2 separate regions of the Homo sapiens genome follow, and region 2 is linked to region 1. The links are chromatin contacts, found by Hi-C or POLR2A ChIA-PET in ENCODE. All regions are on one chromosome and are shown on one strand. The core of a region is the stretch at or near the end of the contact, and the rest is flanking DNA. Distances in the headings are between cores, read along the strand shown.

Region 1 (6,291 bases), core at 1,144-3,643:
GGACAAGTCAAATGCCTCAGGCGACAGGTTGGGACTCAGACCTGGGTCTCTGGATCACACCGCATCTCTTTGCTCCCCACAGCCCCTGGACAAGTCCCAGTGTGACGCCTGAAGCGCTGACTCCCCAGCCTGCAATGCCTGAGGACCCAGTCTCACCCTACAGATGCAGCTGAGGACCTACGGCTTCCTGGCAAAGGAAGCCAGGATAGAAATGGATGGGGAGATTTAAATAGAAAACCAATGCCACAAGAAATTCCCTCCTTACCTCACTTCCAACTTGCCAGCTCATTCTCTTAAAGATCTTTTTGCTCTCTGGAGGATGGGACCACTCCCCTCCTTTATCTACTTCTCTTTTTGCCCTCATCTCCGATATCTCTGCCTCACCCTCTACCCCAGTCACTGCAGGACACATGTCCAACACCCTGGGTACGTTGACGCCTCGAGGTCTTTGCTTCTGCTCTTTGCCTTCCTGGCAATGCCATCCTACCATTGGTGGAAATTCCAGGCCTACCTCTGACATTACTTCCTTGGTGAATCTTTCTCCTCAAAAGGAACAACAAATGGCTCCTTCCTCAGTGCTCTTTTCTCGGCCGGGCACTTGGCATCCAAAACCATGCTCAGTGCAACTGGAGGTGCATTCAGTTCTGAATTAATTGAAGTTATCTGCGAGTGCCTTCATCTCTTGGGCAGACCAAGACCTGCCTGAAGGATCTTGTCATTCTAATCGTGGAACCCCTCCCCCAACCCCCGTCCCCCAGTACCCGACACTCTGCCTGGCACCAAGCAGAGAAATACTCAGGAAACTTACAGTTGCATTGAACCTCATATAACGATAGGGTTGTTACTGTCTCTTGAGCATCTACTGAGAGCAGCTGGGTGCTGGGCCCTTTAAATACACTCTCATGGCTCCTTACACAGAGCCAGGAACGTGGGTATTACTGTGCACCACTTTGCAGATGTGGGAAATAAAGGCTCAGAGAGGTGAAGCCAGTTGCTCCAGATCACACAGCCAGTAACAGGCATGAGATTCCAAGAAGCTGTGTTTGTGACGCCAGAGTCAAGGGAAACAAATGATGTGGTACCCACAGTGCTCCCTCCCTCATCACCCCCACCGCCTCCAGCTCCACATCCAGATTCCAAAAGCCATGAGCACCCCCATCTGACCATGAACGCCCATCTGACCATGAACGCCCATCTGCGGATCGCCAGCAGCAAGGTTGACACGGAACTCCTTCCGCCTTGGGAGGAGGCTTCCCTGGGGTAGTACCCTCTGGGGGCCGTCTGGGCAACTCTTGCAGGGCTTCGTGGATGTTTGGGGAAAGCACTGGACAGCGCCTCGCCCAGGTGCCTTCCTGGGAATCACCAACTGGGGTTTACTGCCCCAATTTTGGAGCTTGCACAGAGCATCCTCCCTTGGTAGGAGAGACGTCGCCATTGGGCCACAGGACTTGTAGAGGACGCCACGAGAAAGGGGTTGATTGGGGAATGGTTGTCCTGGTTACGCCACCCTGCAGTGTCCCTTGCCCTCCTCCAAGGCTTCCAGCCCCATCGCAACCTGTCAGTTTTCCAGGCGCTCAGGAAAGCATGTCAAGCACTCAAGCACTCTGTGACAATTCCACCCCCGGCCCAGTCTTTCCCTCTTCACCCCCTCTCTGTGATGTCGAATCCCATTTCACAGATGGAGAAACTGAGGAATCGAGCAAGTGAATGCCGCTTAAACATCTTTTCCAAGCCAGCCAGGGACCAGCCCCTCCAGTTCTCAGAATCTCTCTCCCTCTGTAACATATTTTGACTTGAAGAACATGTGCGATTCGTGACTACAAAACCGCAACCCCACATAAAGAGTTAATATTTTTAACGAACCCCAAGCCCCTCACCCTCAGCCTTCGCGGGACGCCTGCGTCTCGCAACTTCAGTTTGTATCTCCAAACTGCTGAGCATTCAAAGGGTTAAATGGGACCGGGAGGGGGCCAGCCGCGGAGCCCTGAAAGGGTTAAAAATCCAAACGCGTCGACTCCCCCCGACTATTTGGTTCCAAATGGACAGCCACGCGACCGGGAGAGCCAGGGAGCCCCCCTCACAATGACTTTATTAAAATTTGAGAACTTTTACTTCTGACCCCAAAAAAGTATCCCAGTTCGAAAGTTCTCTCTTAACCTTTTCTTTTTTTCATCTATTTTTTTCTCGATTTCTCCACGGGCTGGATTATAAAACGCTCCCTCTCCCTTTGGGTTTGGAGAGCCGGGTTCCCCCCTCCGGGCAGGGCGCGGGCCTAAGGGGCCCCGGGAGTTTTCTCCGGGGCCGGGTCGGGACGCGGCTGGTGAGTCCCGGCTCCGGCCCCTGAATTGGGGGGTCCGCGTCTGCCCCAAACGCCGCTTTCTTCCGTTTTCCATGTCATTTCCTGTACTAATAAGATGGTGGTCAAAGCAGGGGAGGAGAGCAGCAGCGAGTCGCCGCCGCCGCCGCGCCGAGGCTGGCGCTGAAACTTTGCCTCGCCGGGGACCAGCGCGCCCGCAGCGCGGCCGCTCCCTCCGCGGGGGCCGCCAGCCGAGGCCGCGCCGCCTCCGCCGAGCCGCCCGCCGGGCCGCTCTCGCCGCCCGGGCCCCGCGGCTGCCGCAGCATTCCCGGGAAGGTGAGTCAGCCCCGGTAGCCAATGTGGCCATTGAAAATGGCTTCGGAGAGCGCTCGGCAGTTTGCCAGCGAGCGCGGGGGCCGCCGGTGCGGGGGCCGGGAGCGGCGGCTGGGGGCGGGGGCGGCCGGGGGTCTCGGCGCGGGCGCGGGGCGGGGGTCCGGACGGCGCCGGCGCGGGGTGGGGGGCGGCCCGCCGTGGCCGCGAGGTGGGTGAACCCTCGGCAGGTAGCTGCCGCCGCCGCGGGAGCCGGGGGCCGCCCTCCGCCTCCTTCCTCCCAGCTCGCTCGCTCCTCGCCTTGTTACAATGTAGCCTTTTCTCTCCGCAAGCGGCGCGCCCGCTGACGGACGTGGCCGCCGACCAATGGGAGTGGCGGCCCGGGCCGAGCGCTCGGAATGAGAACGCGGTGACACGGACGGGGCGGGGCGCGGACGCCGACGCCAGAGGGCTCGCCGCGGCCGCCGGCCTAGTTCTCGCGGACGCCCTCGGCCCCGCGCCGGGGGCTGCTGCGGGGTGCTCGGGGATGAAGGTGGGAGGCGTCCTTTGGGATGCGACGAAGCCTTCTCCATCGCGGTTCGCGATTGCCCGCGAAGCGTGGCCGAGCCGGAGGGCATTTCTGGAATGCGTTTTAAGTGTCAGTTGCGGTGTAGACTCTTCGGGAAACCTCTCCGGAGCGTAGCCTCCACCCCCCACTCGCAGTCCCCAAGGTACTCTCCTATGCAGAAACTGCAGAAACTTAGCGGCCAATGACCTCTCTCCGGTCAAGGCCAGCGTGCTCTAGGCGAGTCGCTGCAAAGAGAATACCAATGTCTTGGGCGATGCTGGTGAAAAATTGCTGGTGTGTGTCTAGAGCCCAGTTGGGAGATGGGGGCTTAGAACCCCCCAGGCTGGGCTGGGATTTAGGGGAGAAAAATGTGAAACGTCTCCTCTTTCCTAGACGTTTGCTTCGTGTGGAGAAAGGCTGTGCTGTATAATTTAGAGTGGCTGTAAGGAAACACACCCAGCCCTTTGTGCGTGGGGCCAGGAGGCAATGATGAGAGATTGCTCTTGGTACCTGGAAACCCTATAAACTTTGGGGGTTTGGGGACAGAAGAATTTTCTGTGGAGCATGATGCCTGTAGCAACCAAGCTGGTCCTTGCCCACATTTCCTCTTGGGAGGGAGGAAGGTTCGGGCTTTCCTAGGGTCATTGTTGGAGGTGTAGGGTCGTAGTTGGGGAGCAGGGCACAGTCTTTGCCCGCCGACTCTCTGAAAGGTGGACAAGCAGAGTTCTATAGGGCACGTGTAGAAACCTTCCCTTCTGGGAATAGAGCCCAGACCTCTTGCTGTATTCAGTTTAATGGAAAGGCTTTCTCTCTTTGAATTCTACCTCCTCCTCATAGTCACTGTCTGACTTTGGACTTCACATCGTTGTCTTTGGCCTCTCTGAGCCTTGTGTCTCCATCCCTGAGTCCAACAAAACCTGCCCGGCAAGGAAGTTGTGAAATTAAATGAGATAGCAAAGATGAAATGCCTGTTCCAGGGCCTGGCATACTGTTTAAGAAGTGTTCTCCCCCAGAATCACGGCAGAAGGTACTGACCTGGGAATATCAGAATTGCCCCCACAGACCCCACCGTGGTCCATCCAGTCTCAAACTGACAGGGCCCCAAGGAACAGCTGGTGGCAGGGTCTCGTTTCCTTCCCTGGTGACGTTCACAAAGATGAGGGACTCCCCTCAGTTGTCCTAGGAGTCCTAGATTGGTCATGATAGCCATCACCTCTGCACTTATGGACTCATTTGACCTGAGTTACAGTTCTGTCGTCTAGACTTCTTGGGTTGATGTGTTCCATCAATTTCTTCTCCTTGGTGTCAAGTAGGATTTCTCCTATTTGGATCTGCCCTCTCCTGGACTTACAGGGAGTTTCCCTGGTTCCAGGTTGTTGGCAAGTATAAAGTAAAGAACACTGGGGTAGGAGTCGGGAGTCCTGCCTGTGGATTCAGCTGCCTTCTTGGCCTGCTCTCTTGGCTGTCTCATAGGCATGACAAACCCACAGTGGCCAAAGGTGTCCATAATCTTCCTCTCTAAACCTCTTCTAGGGCTCTGATCTTGGCCAAGAGCACACTGTCCCACTACTCTTTAAGGCAGAAGCCTTGGTGTCTCTGTCTCTGTCACCCCAATCTACTCCATCTCCAGACCCAGATAACTTTATCCTCTCAAATGAACCCATCCACTTCTCTCCATCCCCTCTTCCCCAGTGTTGTAGTCAAGCCATCGCTGTCTCTCCCCAGGACAACAGCAAGAGCCTCCTAATGTCTACCTGCAGTCACCCCCTCATGGCAGTCAGAGTGATCCATTCCAAATAGGATCATATCAGGCATCCCATTTCCTGCTTTAAACACCTAGAAGTCTTTCCAGTGTGTTGGGGATAAAGAACCAAATTGGTGTAGTGACCTAAAAGCTACCGAATGATCTGGCCCCTGCCCTTGACCTCATCTTCTATCCTCTCCTAGATCTCTCTGAACTCCATACCCCGATCTCTCCTACATAGGCTGGCCTTTCCTCCTCAAATCCTTGAGCTGTTGTCATCTAATGAATAAATTAAGGTTAGCAAAGGGCACAGTGGGATGGGAGTGTCTGGTGGTCCTTAGTGCTTTCCTCTTACTATTTCCGGTTCTTCCATTTCCACAGTAGGTTGACTGGAGCTCTACCTGCGCTTGGGTGGGGGCCCCATGACTGGCTGGTGAATTATAAATGACAGTGATTCACGTCACTTCTGGGCCACAGCATTTAATTGCTGGTGTGAGACCCTCCACAGTGCACTTTCCCTGTGGCATGGCAACTGGTAGTAAGGCGGGATGGTGGTGGCTGCTGCCAGCCTGAGTCCCTGTGTCACTCCGTGCGTGAAGCCCTTGGTGACCCATGATGGACATGCAACATGAGTGAAAACTAAACCTTTGCTGTTTTAAACTGCTGAGCTGTTGGGGCTGTTTGTTACTGCAGCATAACTTAGCCTGTGCTGACCGATGCAGGGACTAGAGAGGCATTTTAGGCAGAGAGACAAGTAGTGCATGTGCAGTTAATGCACAGAGAGAGGACCCTGACTTGGAAAGCAGCTAGGGTGATCTTTTCGACATGCATATCTGAGCTTATAAACCCCTGCCTGAAAGACCTTCAGGGACTCCCCCTGCTGTGAGGAGAATGACAGAAATCCAGCTGCCCTCCAGACTCTGCAGGGACACCATCTTTTGTCCCTCCCATTTGTCATGTTCTGCCTCACATGGGCCTTCCTCATGCTGTTCCTTCTGCCCTGACCTTGCATTCCACCCCCTCTCCTGATGAGGCCTCCTCATCCTTCCTCCTCCATCTTCACATCCCCTCTTCAGGGAAGCCCTCCCTGATTAGGCTGAATTCCCTTCTTTATAGCTTTCTTGGCCCACCTACCTCTCCTTTGGAGCACTCACATCCATAGCAATTTCCCACTTATTGGTGTAATGATTTGGTTGCAGCCTTGCTCTTCCATCAGACTCTACCAGGGTTGCTTTGAGTGTGCTGTTGGGTTTGCACTTGAGAGTTGCTCACCAAACACCTTCTGTTGAATCCTTAAGCATAGATAGAAGGCCCACTGTGTGCTGAGGGCTGGGGACAGGATGAGGGAACACCACTTCCCTGAGCTGCGGGCTG
Region 2 (6,046 bases), core at 2,290-4,789, 200 kb before region 1:
ATCCTATCGGGCTAGGGGTCTGGTGAGAATGCAGCAGGCACCTCCCTCTCCGACCTGCACCCCACTCTCCCCATGCCCCTCCCCCACCCCGTGGCTGTTCAGGAACTTAGAGGGGAGAAGAGGGTGGGAGAGGAAGGGAGAGGAAAGGACAGGAGCTTCCTCGAAGGGATGCTCCACATTTTGAGCCCGTTTCTTCAAAAGCAAGCGGTGATTTGTCTTCTGGGTGAGTTGGGGGAGGCAGGTGGAAGGGTCCCTGCCCTTTTCGCAGGATAAGATGGGCCACAACCATAGTCCAGGACTGAGTGTCTCCCCAATCCTGGGGTGCTGGCTTAGTGGTTAAAGGACTAGCTCATGACTTAAAAGGCTTGTGCTCCATCCTGGCTCTACCACTGATGAGCTGTATGCCTTTGGGCCAGTGACTCTGCCTCCCTGGGCCTCAGTTTCCTCATCTGTTAAATGGGGTGTAATAATGACACCAACCTCTCACCAGTGAGAAGATGCACCAAAAAAATCCAGAACAGCGCCTGTTTTGTAGTTAATGTTCAATAATAATGCTGCTCATTATTTTTAGACTAGAAGACTCTACTTCCTTGCCTCAGTTGCCCCCTTGACCAAATCTGCCTCAGAGCAGGTCCCCTTCTAGGGATCATGTGCCAGGTCAGAGTTGGGTGCTCAGAAGGGACTGGTCATAGGAAGGAAGTGGGATGAGAGAGAGCAAGGGTCACTTTGGGGCAGGAGGACGATGCTGCGCTGGCCCTGGGAGGGGTCCAGCCAGTGTAGCAGGATAAACAGTGAGACACAGGGTGCCGGGGAGGTATCGTGGACCAGGAGTCAGAACATCAGGCACCCCGCCCTGCAGCTGCCTCTCCTGGCCTGTGTGTCCTGGGGTGACTGACATACTGTCTCTGAGCCTCACTTCCCTCACCTGTGAAAGGGGAGGAATTCATCCCTTCTCAGTCACTCACTCTTCCTCAGCCCCTCACTCCCTGCTAGCTGCAGGGTAGGCACATTCCAGCCTCAGGGCCTTTGCATGGGCTGTGCTCTAGCTGTCTACACAGCTCACTCCCTCATCTCCCTCAAGGCTGTAGCTCAAAAGTTACCTCCTCAGGGAGACCTCCCTGACACCCTATTTAAAATGACAACCCGGTCCCTGGCCTCAATACCCCCAACACAACTTTTCCCCTTCACCTCTCAGTACACTATATAATTTGCTTATTGTTTTTATTAGGGAATTGCCTCCCCCTGCCCCCTGCTTTTAAGCATCAGCTCCATGAGGACAAAAATTTTTATTTTGTCCACAGCTGTCTCCCCAGTGCCTGAAACTGTCCCTGGCACTTTGCTCCATAAGCCATTTTTGGTGTAATGCTCACAAACATTTTGTTCAATAAGCAAAAGTAAAGAACAGCCCCAAACTGTGTGACTATGGGGCATTCCTGTTAAATCCAGCCCCCTCCTCCCCCATACCCCAAGAGGGGCAGGCCCTTCTTCCCACAGAGGTGGGGCTATCAAAAGAAATTGGGAGGCTGGGTGTGAGCTGGAGAAGCCACAAGGGGCCTGGAGGCAGAGCTGTGCAGAAAATAGGTCGCAGTCCTAGAACTGGCAGGTCATGACAGCTGGACATGGGTGAAGGGGCTTTCGGCCTTAGCCCTCCACTCCAAATTTGGAAGCACGGAGGAAGTTGACGACATGTGACTGGGAAAGAAGCGGCCATGGCAGGGGCCTCCTGGGATGGTGGGGACAGAGGGGGCCTCAGGAACAAGACGACCCATTTTACAGATGGGACAACAGAAGCCTGGAGAATAGTCTTATTTCCTAACAACCCAACAAGAAAAATCTTTTCTCTCCTTTCTCGAAGTCTGGGGCTGAGGCTAAGGAGCGGACAGTGCCCCCTCCTGGCTCTGCAACAAAACGACCCCCGCGTCCCTGGGATCTGCGGGCCGCAGATCCTGGTCCCCTCTCCACAGGCCGTCAGGGGTGGAGGTCCAAGGGACCACATAGTTGGGGTGGGCAGCCCCGGTGACTTCTCCCCGCAGGCCCGCCCCGTCAAGAAGTTTGTTTGAAAGAAACCAATCAGGAAGTGCAGGGTAGTGGGGCGGTGAGGGGGCCTTGGCCAGCCGCTCTGGGCTTTGGAGGAGCCTGGGGGTTCTTGGCCTCCGCGCTGCTCTTGCCCCAGCCTCCATCTCTCCGGCGGAGAAACCCACTCCCCCCGGGCTCCAGGAAGAGGCGGAAGCCCGAGACTGGGTCAGGGCGAAGGAAGGTAGAGCGAGGGGACCCAAGGCGAGCGCCCCGCCCCGCCCCGCCCAGCGGGGCGCGCCGGGGTGGGCGCGGCGTTCTGGCCCTTCCTCCACACAGCCTCCCCCGGGTAGGTGCGAGTGTTCTGCCCACGGCAGGGGCCCTAACCCACCCAGCGCCCGGCCAGTGGCCCCACACTGTACCCTTCCTGCAGATCGCGCGACTTTGGGGAGAGTGGGGGGCGTCTCCACCTGTGCGTCCCCTACCCACCCCCTAACTGGGCTAAGGCGCGGCCTGGGTTTCTGCCCGCCCCTTTCCAGCCTGGGGACGGGGGACTCTCTCAGCCTCGCCCCTCCCCCTGCAATCTGTCCCTGATGTCCCCGCTCCAGACACTCACCCACTTTCTGAGACCCAGGCCTCAGCGCCGGTGTCCCCCGGCGGTGAGCTCCGAGCCGTTAGGCGGCCCCGGGTTCTCCGGCCCAGGGCCCCTGCCCCCAGGCCCCCACCCCAGAAGGTCGGGCCAGACTTGTGGGCAGCGGGAACTCCGCCACCACCTCCGTCCGCGGCCCTGCGGGGGCAAAGACTGGGGGAACTCGCAAGTTTGCGCCGCGCACTCCTCCTGCCGGGAACAATGGCGGGAGGGGGAGGGGACAGAGAACCGAGCGCGGGGGACCGAGTCAGACCCCGGGGAGACAGAAACTGCTTTCGCTCCGTTTCTCTCCTGCTCTGAAGCAGAAAGCTCGAGCCCGAGAGGCAGTGGCCGAGGACGAAATAAGCAGTCCAGGAGGAGGGCGACCGCGGAGCCGGGGGAGAGGGGAAACCGAGTCAGAGGGAGGGGCGGCGAGGGGAGAGCGCGCAGGGGAGACGGAAGGGGCTGCGGGACGGCGCCTTGGGGAGCTGGGGAGGCGACCCCCTGGGGTCCCAGCGGGCTCAGCGGGTGCCGAGATGTCCCGGGGCGCCCGGTTAGCGCGCGCGGGGTCCCGGCCGCCCCTCTGCGGTCCCGTCGGCCGCAGGAGCCCCGCTGGGTTGCGCTGCGCAGGCGGCGGGCGGCGGGAGGGGAAAGTCCGCGGCTCGGAAGCGGCGGCGGGGAGCAGAACTTACGGGCCTCGCGCGTGCCGGCGCTGGGCTACGTGGAGCTGATGCCAGGCGGAGGCTCCGGGCTCGGACGCCTCACATCGCGCCGCCCGTGCCGGGCCGGGCAGTGCAGGGCAGGGCAGGGCAGGGCAGGGCAGGACAGGGCAGGGCAGGGCAGGGCCGGGCCGGCTGGACTGCGCGCGGCGCCCTGCGCGGCCGGGGCTTACCGAGTCTGGCGGCCCGCGCTGGTCCCTCCTCTCGGTTCCGCGCACAAGCCAATGGCGCGCCGTCCCCTCCCACGCGCCGGGCTGCCTCGCCCCCAGGGTGGCCGCCGGGGCGGGCGGGATGGGGGTTGGCGGGGAAACCAGGCTCCCGGCTCCCCCGCGAGGCTCTCCCGGGGGCCGCCTGCAGGGGGCGCACGCGCGCCCGAGAGAAGGCGCCGGGGGAGGAAGCCGCGCGGGGAGACCCTGGCGTGGCCCGCGCCGCCCAGGATGACTTTCCTGGCAAGTTCTGCAGACGGTGCCCCTTTCTTGGGACGATCAACGTAGATGGGCAAACCACACCATCTTAAATAGCCTTGCGGTGTCTCCCGGGCCCAGGCCGGTGCCTGAAATGGAAGGGACTGCTTTGGCTGGCGGTGATACCCAAGTGTGTAATAACACAGTCACGACAATAGTCACCGTTTGCTGCGCACTCTCTGATGCCAGACACCATATGCTAAAGGAGTTACAAGTATTAACTCATTTGATTTTCACAGCAACCCATAAGGGCGCTGTGCTTAGTCCCATTTTACAGGCCATGGTCGTTAAAGTTTGAGTTCACTCAGCCTTCAGGCTTCCAGCCTAGGCCCACCCTTCTCTCTCCCTGCTTGGTGTGACTTGGCCAAATAACATGACCCCACTGTCACTACGGCCACCTTCTTCATACTCCACCCTAAAATCCAGCCTCAGAGATGCTGCTGTCAGTTGCGCTGTCAGGAGGCTAGGATCTTATCTGGGGCTCTAGGACGCTTGTTGGCGCTACAGTTGTCAAACCTTTTGTCTCTACACATCCTATGGGGGGCTGGGGTGAGGATGAGGGTTGGGGGTCATGGAGGCTCTCTGGTGGCGTGTCAACCTGAGAGAACCAGGCTCCTACAGACAAGGCCCCACCCCCAAATTCTGGGCTCCTTCAACCCCTTATGGTGGGAAAATAATGTGCTCTCTCCCACCCCAACCCCCACCACCCTGTGCTCTCCTTAGAGAAATGCCTGGATCTCTTTCATCTGATCTGATGGTCACAGTGGGCCAGGAACCGGGGTGGGGGGCTGCGGGAAAAGGAAGGCAAGGCTGATGACATGCTCCATTTCACAAGTAAATAAGACAGAAAGAGGTGAGTGGCTGCCTCAGGCATCTAGCTAGGTGGGCATTCTGACTCCAGGTCTCGGTTCTGTCTGCACCAGTTCCTTAACGGTTAATAGAGCAGGCTCTGGAACCAGATCACCTAGGTTCAAATCCTGACTCTGCCTTTTAGTGCCTGTGTGGCCTTGGACAAAGTAAGTCACCTAGAGCAACCAATAGTAAGAACCGGCTATGGTTGCTGTAGAGATTTAGAGTTAATAGGAGCTGCTCATGTTTACTGTGCATGGACTCTGTGCCATGCAGGCTCCCACTGTCCTCACCAGAGCTGGGATTGGGCAGGAGAGTCTGTGCCCTTGGCAAGGAAGTAAACAGAACAGTCCTTGGTTCATAGTAAGTGCTCAGTGAATATAAACTGTCCTGATTACTAAGGTAGATAAACTCTGATGCCCCAGTGCCACTGACACTGCCCCCAGCCAAACACCTAGACAGTGATAGCCAATAATGAATGAATCAATCAATCAATCAAAGTATGTGACTCTAGATGAGGATTATTTTTAAGGTGTGTTGGGTGGAGCCATCTGACTCAAGGCTCTATAGTAATTTCTGCAACAACTCAGTCTCACCTCACTGCCTTTACAGAGCTGGGCCAAGCTGGGTTGATGAATTCATTTGTCACTCCCTCTTCTGCCTTTCTGGCACTCAGGGCTCTGGATTGCTGAAGGGAGGGCCCCCAGCGTCATTCATGTGCAATGTCCTCCCAGACTTGGGGACACCTGCCAGTGCTCTGCTTGGTGTAACCCTAAAGACTAGCAGCAGGGTCTGTGCTTGTAATCCCAGCCAGCCTGATCATACATCAGTGGGAGGCCTTTGTCACAATCACTCCAAGTTTTCCAACATGGAAGAGGCTGCCTTAGTTGTCATGAATGAGTGCCCTGTCACTAGCAGCATGCAAGCAGAATCCAGGGAAGGGTTGATGAGGACAGCAGAGGAAGAATTCCCACCTTAAGTGGTATTTGGAGTGGATAACCTTTGCCCTCTGGGTGTCTGTATTCTCTCAGTCTCCTTATCAACGGGGAAGCTGGGGAGGCTGGGAGCTCAGGCTGGGCCAAGGCTGCCCCACCATCCTTTGTGAACGAGGCCATCCTGACAGTGCCTCACCCTTATGCCAGGCAAGGTGCTATGTGCTGGGGCCCCAGGGGTGAACAGGACAGTGTCCCTGTCCTTGGAGAGTTCACAGCCCCCTTGTAGATGACTGCACAGATAGTCAACAGCAGCAACAGTAACCGCTCAAGATAACAGGCAAAGTGCTTGGAGGGGGACCAGGGGAGAAGCAGCTGGCTCTATCCATAACCCCCTGCATCCGCTCTCCAGAAAGCACCCATTAGAGGCTCTTATTGTCT

What was found. A loop is a pair of places that touch in the nucleus more often than their neighbours do. ChIA-PET counts read pairs that join two places held with the same protein, here RNA polymerase II (POLR2A). Pooled maps may share reads with other maps.
Region 2: a map of CD8-positive, alpha-beta T cell shows a loop between it and region 1 (17-fold over the local background). The contact joins the promoter of TP53I11 here to the promoter of PRDM11 in region 1. A Hi-C loop is called at or near these places in 4 of 168 maps with a recorded cell type or tissue (B cell, CD8-positive, alpha-beta T cell, IMR-90 and 1 more) and 12 of 50 pooled maps. POLR2A ChIA-PET finds 5 or more read pairs at or near these places in 4 of 52 experiments (HCT116, K562, activated T-cell and 1 more).

Annotation. Positions count from the first base shown.
Region 1 is chr11:45,144,246-45,150,536 of GRCh38, forward strand. PRDM11 (PR/SET domain 11) reads left to right here and starts at 2,394. Exons shown (of 8, transcript NM_001384648.1): 1 at 2,394-2,632. It overlaps LOC105376652 (a long non-coding RNA gene), which reads right to left and starts at 2,538. Exons shown (of 6, transcript XR_931241.3): 1 at 809-2,538. RefSeq lists silencers at 2,795-2,874, 2,955-3,144.
Region 2 is chr11:44,947,344-44,953,389 of GRCh38, forward strand. TP53I11 (tumor protein p53 inducible protein 11) reads right to left here and starts at 3,540. Exons shown (of 7, transcript NM_006034.5): 1 at 3,334-3,540. RefSeq lists silencers at 3,310-3,439, 3,470-3,729.